Linked DNA regions of Homo sapiens: region 2 is linked to region 1. A link is an interaction called in ENCODE POLR2A ChIA-PET data of the cell type or tissue named here. Cell type or tissue: OCI-LY7. All regions are shown on one strand.

Evidence for each region. ChIA-PET counts read pairs that join two places held together with the same protein. Peaks named below come from ENCODE experiments on the same cell type or tissue, not always from the same donor. Only the 100,000 strongest peaks of a DNase experiment are listed, where the experiment ranks them.
Region 2: POLR2A ChIA-PET joins it to region 1 with 7 read pairs; 2 of 35 experiments call an interaction of 5 or more read pairs at or near these places.

What each region holds. Positions count from the first base shown.
Region 1 is chr6:108,176,710-108,181,709 of GRCh38, reverse strand. It overlaps NR2E1 (nuclear receptor subfamily 2 group E member 1), which reads right to left. Exons shown (of 9, transcript NM_003269.5): 4 at 4,972-5,000; 5 at 3,469-3,615; 6 at 1,291-1,387; 7 at 754-903; 8 at 59-164. Among named protein-coding and RNA genes, the nearest start is that of NR2E1, 13 kb to the right of the region's middle. RefSeq lists an enhancer at 4,588-5,000. In OCI-LY7, no CTCF peak of the experiment used is centred here; a DNase peak (open chromatin) is centred at 2,229.
Region 2 is chr6:108,438,835-108,443,834 of GRCh38, reverse strand. The region is part of intron 7 of AFG1L (AFG1 like ATPase); the gene reads right to left. Among named protein-coding and RNA genes, the nearest start is that of FOXO3, 120 kb to the left of the region's middle. In OCI-LY7, no CTCF peak of the experiment used is centred here; no DNase peak of the experiment used is centred here.

The DNA.
Region 1 (5,000 bases):
AGGCATTCACAATGGAGGCAATTTTCTTAAGTACATGTTCAAGGCAAACAAGGGTCACCTGGTATGGATGTAGCTGTTGAGCGTTAGCTGAGCCTCATCTTGAAGGGCTGCAATGGCGGCAGCATTCCGGAAACTTCTCAGTTCAGAACCACTATGTGTAGGAACTAGAAATGAAGACCAGGAAACTGTGATAGACAGCATAGAAATTGCATCTGGGAGCCGAGCGCAGTGCTCACGCCTGTAATCCCAGCACTTTGGGAGGCCGAGGCAGGCGGATCACTTGAGGTCAGCAGTTCGAGACCAACCTGGCCAACATGGTGAAACCCTGTTTCTACTAAAAATACAAAAATTAGCCAGGCATGGTGGCATGTGTCTGTAATCCCAGCTACTTGGGAGGCTGAGGCAGGAGAATTGCTTAAACCCAGGAGGCAGAGGTTGCAGTGAGCTGAGATGGTGCCATTGGACTCCAGCCTGGGTGACAAGAGCAAGACACCATCTCCACAAAAATTTAAAAAATAAAAAAAAAGAAAGAAAAAAAGAAATTGGGTCTGGGAATGCACCTCTCTGGAAGTTGATGCCCAGCAGAACATGCAGGTTCCCATAGCAATAAAAAATGGGGCCAGATTAAGAGTATCAGCTCCCTTGAAAACCATCACCTCTTTTTGCAAAGGTCAGTTCAGACTTCGAGGTGGCTGAATTAGTGAGGTGGCAAAACTGGGGAAGGAGAAGAAACAGGGGTCTGTGTCTGCTTACCGGCTTTGAAAGTGACGATGCATTTTAGACAGGCAAATTCAGTAGCATCTAACCGGAGTTGTCTAAATCGAGCCACCACCTCTTGTAAAGCCTGTATTTCAGATATGATCTTGTTCAGCTTCTGGGAATCTGTGTTGTCACCGTTCATGCCTAGAATAAAAATATGGGATAAATACTCTAATATGAAGGCATTTTCATGATTTAATATTGATTTTTGACAAAATCCTGCATATCAATATCTATTCAATTGTCACTCTAAGATATCTGATTCCATGTAAACCGGCTATATTGTATGAAAGTTAATATAAAATCTTCTCTTGGATGATAACAAACACAGTAATTTGCATTTAAATAACAATGCAAGCAGTCATGAATACAACAAAACAACATTATTTGCATTTAAATATAGATTTATAAATGACAGGTATACTCTATTGTTCAGCAGGAATTTGTTATTCTTTACATGTTGTTCTTTTTTCAGTAATGTATTTTTATGGTAATTTCTACAACAAAGTCATTAAATTGTGCAATTCTTACCAGATACAGCCAGTAGAGTGTTAGCATCAACCGGAATGGCCCATTGTGCTATTCCTAGAACAAACAGTTCTCTCCAAGCATCTTCCAAAAGCATCAGCTGTCATACAATAGATGTATAATATAATATAGTGTGTAATTTATAAATTTATAAACAATTTCACTATGTAAATTTCCATTATTTTAAAAAGTGTTTTAAATGCCTGTCTTGGTAATTTTTTCTGAATATTCTAGCTTTCCCTTATTTTCCCATATTTTCCTTTTGAAAAGGTGCCTATAGATATGCATATGGATTTGAGAGTCAGCCATTCCAATTCTCCAAAGTTTCCTTCTCTCAGAAAAGGATTTGCCCCTCTTGTCCTTGTATCCACCCATTCCTGACCACCTAGAAGCTCCTCTAGAGAGCGAGGCTTTATGAAATGCCAGCAGCTCAGCAGGTGGATTCCCCTCACAGAGAATGCTGCTATTAGCAGGGTTGAGGATTCCTCAGACGCTTGCAGAGCTGGGTCCCCATCTTCCTGGAGGGTTGAGGGGGCTGGGCTGGGAGAGAGACAGAGATCACTAATTCCCAAGAGGCACTGGGGGAAATCAGGGTGTAATTATGTTAATCGGGTTTTGCTGAGTTTTCCTCGTCTCACTGCTTGATTTTTCTGAGACCCATAAATGGACAGCATCAAGGTGCTTGTCATTTTTATTCTAATAAAATGTGCTACTGAATATTTAAAATGAAAATCTGTCTCTTTTTCCAAATTAATATACCAGATTCCACTTCACTGCAGGTTGCTTGTTGTCGAAGGATTTCTACCAAAGGGCTAAGTGGCAGACAGTAAGTAAATTTTGTTTGGGTGAGAGTATACAAATACTTATTTTGAAAAAAAATAGCCAGTCTACACACACACACACACACACACACACACACACACACACACAGGAAGTGGTTAGAGCTAACCAGTAAACCTGGTCAAAGATAGGACCTAACTACCTTTAAAAATCTCAAAACTCAAAAGCCAGTCAACTCTAAATGATTTATGTAAAAGGATTTCTTTTGGGAGCTAAGAGCTGAATCATGAAGGCTTGTAACCAAAATCACAATTAGACCAAAGGGTTTAATTTTTTTAATGTTTTATTTTTAGTTTTATTCCATCAAGTACAGGAAATAATTATAAAATGCAAGGTAAACAATATTTAATTCTGGCCATATTTGAAAGGGCAGGCCATGAAAACAAGAACATCTCATGCTAGAAAATGAAATGCTTTTAGCACATTGCCCGATCTTTCCGTAGGAAACATACTTCATATAAAGGGGCACTATTATGCTTTAATTAGGTATGAAATGAATTGAAGAAATAAATCCTTTGCTTTTAGAACTACTTATTAGCCTTTGGAAAATTTGTCATTAATTCCTGTGAATGCACTGGTAACAGCCAATGGTTGGGAACACTTTATTTTCTTTCTTTCCTTTAAGGTTAGAAAAATGTTAGCATTTCTAATATTCCTATCAACAAAATTTCTGGGTCTCAGTACAATACAATGTTTCACTGCACACACTTTTTCTTCCCCTGAATGTCATTTACAACCACGGAATTAAGCAAAATGCCTATTTGTTTACAAAATGTCTAAAAGTACATGAAGAATCAAGGAAGAACCTAGCCTACAGGAGGTGTGCACTGTGCCCTTTGGTTTTACATGCTTATCAATTAATGACCAAAACTGGGAGCATCGCAATGGAGAATATAAAGCTGGGAATATAAAATAATAACATCAGTTCTGAAAAATCTCATGAGGGCATACTCTTACCACCTTCTACTTCTCTCAGTTCCAATGTTCTTAGTAAAACATTGTTTCATCAACAGTTTTAGAAAATCATTACAATTTTAAAATTTGAGATTATATTTGCTGTTCCAATCAAACAAAAAGAGGTAATGTTCTTGTATGTGTGTTTTCACAGACTGGACCCATCCTTTCTGAAATAATGTAATTACGTTTCTTACTAAGGATCATATAGGTAGATATTTTGAACCCACAGGAAGAAGCAAGTAAAAACAAGTAGTTTCCTCACTGCTATTAAGAATGGATGCCTGCCTTGGGTGGTTTACCCAGGGATAGAGGAAGTTTTATAAGGCTGAGTGCTACTGCTTCTTTCCCAGCTCTCTTTCTCCCAAGGCCTCAGTGTGGTCATACCTGGTCTTGCAAAGACAGCGTGGAGAAGGCTGGCACACTCTTAGCCCACTTGATGCTCATGAAGAGAAGTCTGGCAGCTGATTCACACACCGACTCCGTGGCCACTTCATAGAGATACATTGGGGTCCCATTCACTTCATGGGGGTACTGGGTAGGGAAGAAAGAAAGACACCTGGAAGTGAGGAAACCACAGCTTTGCAAGAAGAACCAAACTTTTAATTTCTAATTAAAGCAAGGAAGGGGATAAAAAAGAATTTGGATGTTTTGTTTAAACATGCAGTTGACATTGGTGGGTAAAAAAATCAAACATCGCTGTCTATAGAGTTTGAAAAGTAATACTGGTTGGGGGAGGTCCATTTCCACTCTTTGGGAGCCTCTCCCTTCCAGAAGGCCCTCTGGCTTTTCTATCCCCTGCAGCAAATTTTCCTTGGGCTGAGCCAAGTGCCAAGCCTGGCTCCCAATTTAGACAAGAGCTGCTTGCATTTGTGTAAATAAAAATAGATGTGAAAAAGTATAAATTAATAGGCATCCCAAACACAAATATGCATATGAGTATTTTTAGAAAGGATTAGTATATTATGGAAATATTTCAATTAGACATCTTAATCATTCACAGAGCATTCCCATTCATAACTGACAACATATTCATAACACTACTTTCCAGAGCTTATTATACACATCAAGGGTAAGAAAGCCATATTAAATATTGTGCGTGTGCATGTGCCCAGGTGTCTGGCTTCCCTGCAGTGTGGGGCTGCAGCTGGCCCTCCTCTGAGGGAGATCCTAGGCCCTCATCAGCCTGGAGTGGGGGTGTTAGTAGGTATCAGCTGTAGGCCTGGAGGGTAGGCCTTAGGTGGCAGCCTTTCCAGGTGGTTCAGGCTGTGGCCCTGCTCCTATGGAATCAACCCTGCTGTAAATCCACCTGCCTCAGAAGTAGGTGAGGGGAGCATGGGAAATGAACTCAGATTCCTCAAACTGTTCTAACAGTGTGATCTCCACATTTCGCACTTGCGTTAGAAACTCATGGCTTTGCCCAAGATCATACATGCCAAGATTTGGAATTCTGGAGCCCTTCCTCCAGCTGTAGCCAATTCCTCTCCTCTAAAAATGAACGTTGGTTCTTCTGGTCTTTAGGAACACCTGAGGCTGCCCTCTGGGTTTAGACGAGGTCTCCACCCACCACCCATTACCAGTGGGTGTTTCCTAAAGGTGCAGGTTCCTGGCCTCCACCCCAAACTTGCTGAAATGAAATTTCTGGGGGGATAAGATCCGGAGTGCACACTTGTAGCCACTCGGAGGTTGACTCTACTGTACACTCAAGTTTGAGCACCCCTGGCTGAACAAGGGAGAGCAGAAGGGCTGGAGCTCCATGCAGAGACCCGCCAAGCACCCTGGAGTTCTCTCCCCAGTTTGCCTGACCCCAATCACACAGCTCAGAAGAACTGGGTGCGTCCCTCTCCATTCGCTGGCACGAGTCTCTTTGGGCCCAGCAAGGCCGCTGACCTTGGGCGTGGGCTGAGCCAGGCTCACGA
Region 2 (5,000 bases), 260 kb before region 1:
GGCATGATCTTGGCTCACTGCAACCTTCTCCTCTTAGGTTCAAACAATTTTCATGCCTCAGCCTCCCAAGTAGGTGGGACTACAGGCATGTGTCACCATGCCCCGGTAATTTTTGTATTTTTAGTGGAGACAGGGTTTCTCCCTGTTGGCCAAGCTGGTCTCGAACTCCTGGCCTCAAGTGATCTGCTCCCCTCAGCCTCCCAAAGTGCTGGGATTGCAGGCATGAGCTACCACGCCCAGTCAAAAACTGCATTTTTCAAACCTTCGGAACCAACGTAATTGTGGTGGGTTTTAAGACTTGTACATTGTAAAATAATCTCTCCATCCCAACATGTTCTTCTTACAATGTGATGTTGATATTCCAGTTATCAAGAAGTGAAGTCTATGTCCCACTCCTTGAATGTTGTGACTATGATGGAAATGGTCTATGCAATAATATCCTAGGTGACACTTGAGGCAGCTTCTTATTGGTTGGAATGCTTGCTCCGGAACTCTGAAGTGCCAGTTGAGCATTTAATTGCCTGGAGGCTACTATGCTGTGAGAAAGCTTAAACTATCCCATACAGAGAGAGGAGGCCCTGGAGAGGCACTGAGATGACATGAAGACAGAGGTGTTGACAGTCCCCAGCTGTTCTAGCTGTAGCCACTCTTACTGAGGGAGCCAGAATTGCCAGCTGAGCCTTTACCAAATCCTTGACCTACAGAAACCAGGAGAGAATAAAGTAATGTTTTTTAAACCTCTTTTACAGTCATTTTACAGTAATTTGTTATGCAGCAAGAGATAATCAGAACAGCAATATCTGGGCACACTTGAGAAGTAGCAATGTTCTTCCTCCCTGAAAGTGCATCCTGGGTTGTACTGTTACGCAAGGGCTGAGGGCTGTTTATCATCTGCATCCAGGGCATAGATTGCATTTCCCCTCCTCCCATGCTGCAGGTGCTAAGGGGCTCAGGAGAGTAAAATAGGTGACCAACAATCCCCTGGAAATGAGGGGTTTCCCCAAGACTAAGGGGGGTTTCTGGATATAGAACTTTCAGTGCTAACACTAGGACAATCCTAGACAATCTGGGATGCTTGGTTACCCTGAGTGAAGACCCAAAGACTGGGTTGTGGCTAGTATAGGTATAGCATTTTGATTATATATCAGCAATTCTGAATTTGATTAGCATAAAATAACACCCAAGAAGCTGGTCCTCTAGGGAGGCCTACAAACCTAGGCTTTTGAACTAACATTTGAAGAACAGCCCTGAAAAACTAGCAAAAGTCATGGCTCCCTGCAATGCTGGCATGAGCAACCTGTTGGAGTCTCTATACAGATATCCCTAGCTCATCACTCCAAGTTGTCCAAACCCAACTCCCCAGGCCTCTCCTTTAGGACCTGGGCCCTATAACCAATCCCACCAGAGGAAAATACAGCATTGCCCAAAAACATGCATTCTACTCTCTCCTTGCCTCAAGATGTCCTGTGTTTTATATATATACTACATTACTTCTTGAGAAGAAAAGAGATATATGAATATATATTTCTCCCCTTGCCTCAAGATGTTCTGTGTTTTTCTTGATGTCATAAATGTGAAAAAATACTTTCTTTCCCTTGTTCCTGCTATAATTGCGAGAGCTCAGTCACCCAGTAAAAAAAAAAAAGAAGAAGGAAAAATGTCCTTATGCAGGGAACATGTCTTACTCAATCTCCCTGAGAAAAACCTGCCCTACTATGGTAAGCAATGGTCAATTTTTCATAAGCTATCTTTACTACAGACATCAAATACAGTGTCACAATACAGTCATATAAATATATTTGCCAGGTTCTCTATTTCTTTTAAACTACAATTTATCTTATATGACTCAGTATTCCTAATTTAGTCAAAAAGTTTTCTTATTTTTTGCTATTAAAAAATAAGGCTAATGAAAGTTATACAGCTTCAATTTCTCTTTCTGGGTAACTAACTTCTCGATCATATGAGTGATTAAGACCTACGAAATGATTGCATTTGTACATTCACTAATCACCACTGAGGAATACCTAATCAGCAGCAAAAGAACTATTACCAAAGCACTTAGATGTTAGCACTTAATTGTCTGAAAAATACTAACACTCAGTTTATATATATATATATATATTTTTTTTTTTTAAATAAACCTCAGATTTTCAGATTTCATTCACTTACGCTAGATTCTTCAAAGCTCTTTGCAGAAGGGTGGAGGCGGGGGGAAGCTAAGCTGCAAGTCGACAGTGAATCTAGTCAAAAGAGCATGATCTCTAAGAAATTTCCTAATTTCCAGTGATATTTACAAGGCCTGTGACCTCTTATCACCATCCAATTCTAATATACAACACTAATCAGCCAGCAAACAAAATTTATTTTAAAATAGTTTGCATATTTATATATACAAAGGACAAATACAATTACACAATCTAAAAAAAATGCAATTAGAAAATTTGGAGAGGAAAAGGAGGGAGGTTAGCACACCCTTCTGAGCATACTCATGTGTCAAAGGCCTTTGAGTTTGGAAAGAAAAATGTATGACTAAAGGAACTGTATTAAAGCAGTTTATATTGTCCCCAAAATCTATTGTGTGTATTTTTAGCAATCCTGAATAATACCATTAGAAAAACAGCCATCTCACAAAATAACTTTATATAGCTTCTACTCCATCCCAGTTGGAACAAAGAATAAAGACATTGTGGAGAAAATCTTTTAAAACTATAACATACTAACCTCTTAAGCAAAGATTGAAATAATAAACACAGATTTGCCCATCTTAGCATTTTTTATTATAAAAGCAATTTCACTTATCATAGAAATTTGGAACATGAGGAAAAAATCCCAACTACATAAATCGAACTTCTATCCCTTATCTAAGTGACTATATTAAATAGGCATTTAAAGAATCAAAATTATTAGTGTTTTTCTTGATTAACAGTCAACTAATTTATTTTATAAATTTTTAATGAGTAAACAACAAAAAAGAAAAAATGGTTGAGACTTTTCTTTTCCTTTTTTCTTTTTTTGAGATGGAGTCTCACTCTGTTGTGCAGGCTGGAGTGCAGTGGCATGATCTCAGCTCACTGCAACCTCTGCTTCCTGCGTTCAAGCAATTCTCCCTGCCTCAGCCTCCCAAGTAGCTGGGATTGCAGGTGCCCGCCACCATGCCCGGCTAATTTTTGTATTTTTTAGTAGAGACGGGGTTTCACCATGTTGGCCAGGCTGGTCTTGAACACCTGCCTCAGCCTCCCAAATTGCTGGCATTACAGGTGTGAGCCACCACGCCCAGTCGAGACTTTTTCTTATTCCAGGAAATAAAATTTTAAATAACTAAGATATATCATTTTACTTGATTCTTTAAGAAACGTATCCTTTTTAGGCCAGGTGCTGTGGCTCACGCCTGTAATCCCAGCACTTTGGGAGGCTGAGACAGGCAGATCACCTGAGGTCAGGAGTTTGAGACCAGCCTGCCCAACATGTTGAAACCCCATCTCTACTAAAAATACAAAAAGTAGCTGGGTGTGGTGGCATACACCTGTAATCCCAGCTACTCAGGAGGCTGAGGCAGGAGAATTGCTTGAACCTGGGAGGTGGAGGTTGCAATGAACTGAGACTGCTCCAGCCTGGGCAACAGAATGAGACTCCATCTCAAAAAATAAAATAAAAATGTATCTTTTTTGAACTGAAAAAGTGATCCATGCTTATTATAAAACATTCAAACAATATTAAAAGCATAACAGTAGAAATGAATACCCCTTTCTCAGAAAAAAGTTTGTTTATAGCTTATATAAGTTTTTCCTATACATATGGAGATTACAGAGGTAGACATCTATCATATTATATATAGTTCTATGCTTAATTTTTTTGATATCTTAAAAGTTCTATGAAAGAAAATAAACACTTAAATACAGAAAAGCTTAATTGCATACTGTACTAACTTTTTTTGCTAAGAATACAATTTAAGGGTGGGAGACTGAGTGGAGACTGTCTTACTTTATTTTGAGGCAGCTATACATTCTAAGACAGCTGTTTGAGTCATATTTAAAGTAATCATGTACTACTACTTCTAAGCTTAAACAATGATATATAAGAAAATTCAATACATAAGCTGCTCCATATTTTAAGCTTTTTATAATTTAAGTATAACTTAATACAGGAAAGTATACAAATTATAAGTGTCCGGCTCAGTCATGAAATAGAATATCACCAGAATCTCTGAAGCCCCCCTAATATCACCTTCTACTCCCCAGAGGTAACTACTATTCTAAGTCTAGCACCATAGAATTTTGCCTGTTTCTGGAGCTTTTTATAAGTGAAATCATACAGTATGTATTCTTTTGTGATAGGGTTCTTTTACGTCTGTGAGATTCTTCCATCTACATGGAAGATCAGGATGATACTAAAGATGTTTCATATATTTAATAAAATATGCCACACTGTTTTATATCACAAAAATGTGCACTTATGGTTTAACAAGTCCCCTCCAAATTTAATATTTATTTTGGATCAACCTAACAAACATAATTGAATACTACAGGTTGGGCACTTCCCTGGCTACTAGAGATATAATGATGAATAAGATATAGCGTTTGCTCTGACAGTCTGGTAGTAATCAGATATTTGTTCAAGTTATCATTTTCTTCTCTCGATCATAGACGTAATTTTTCAAGTTGATAAATTGAGAAGTCCTCTGCCAATTGTCACGCTGTGTGGTTTTAGCCTGTTACGTAACCTCTCCAGATGTCAGTTTTCTCCTCTACAAAATAAAGGAATTGATTACGATCCCTTTAAGCTCTAAATTTTTAACATTATCGTGAAGTTCTCTCACTTCAGGGCTCTTCAGGGCTGAGTTCTTCCTTGGGCTTACCTCACTTTAGAGCAGACCACACGGCCTGAGTCTACCTCAAGCTATATCAGCCTCCTTTGCTTTCTTGATCATCTCATATACCAAAGTAAATCAAAAACATTTTTTTCCATATCTCCCCACTCCTCTTTCCCTAGCTACCCTACTT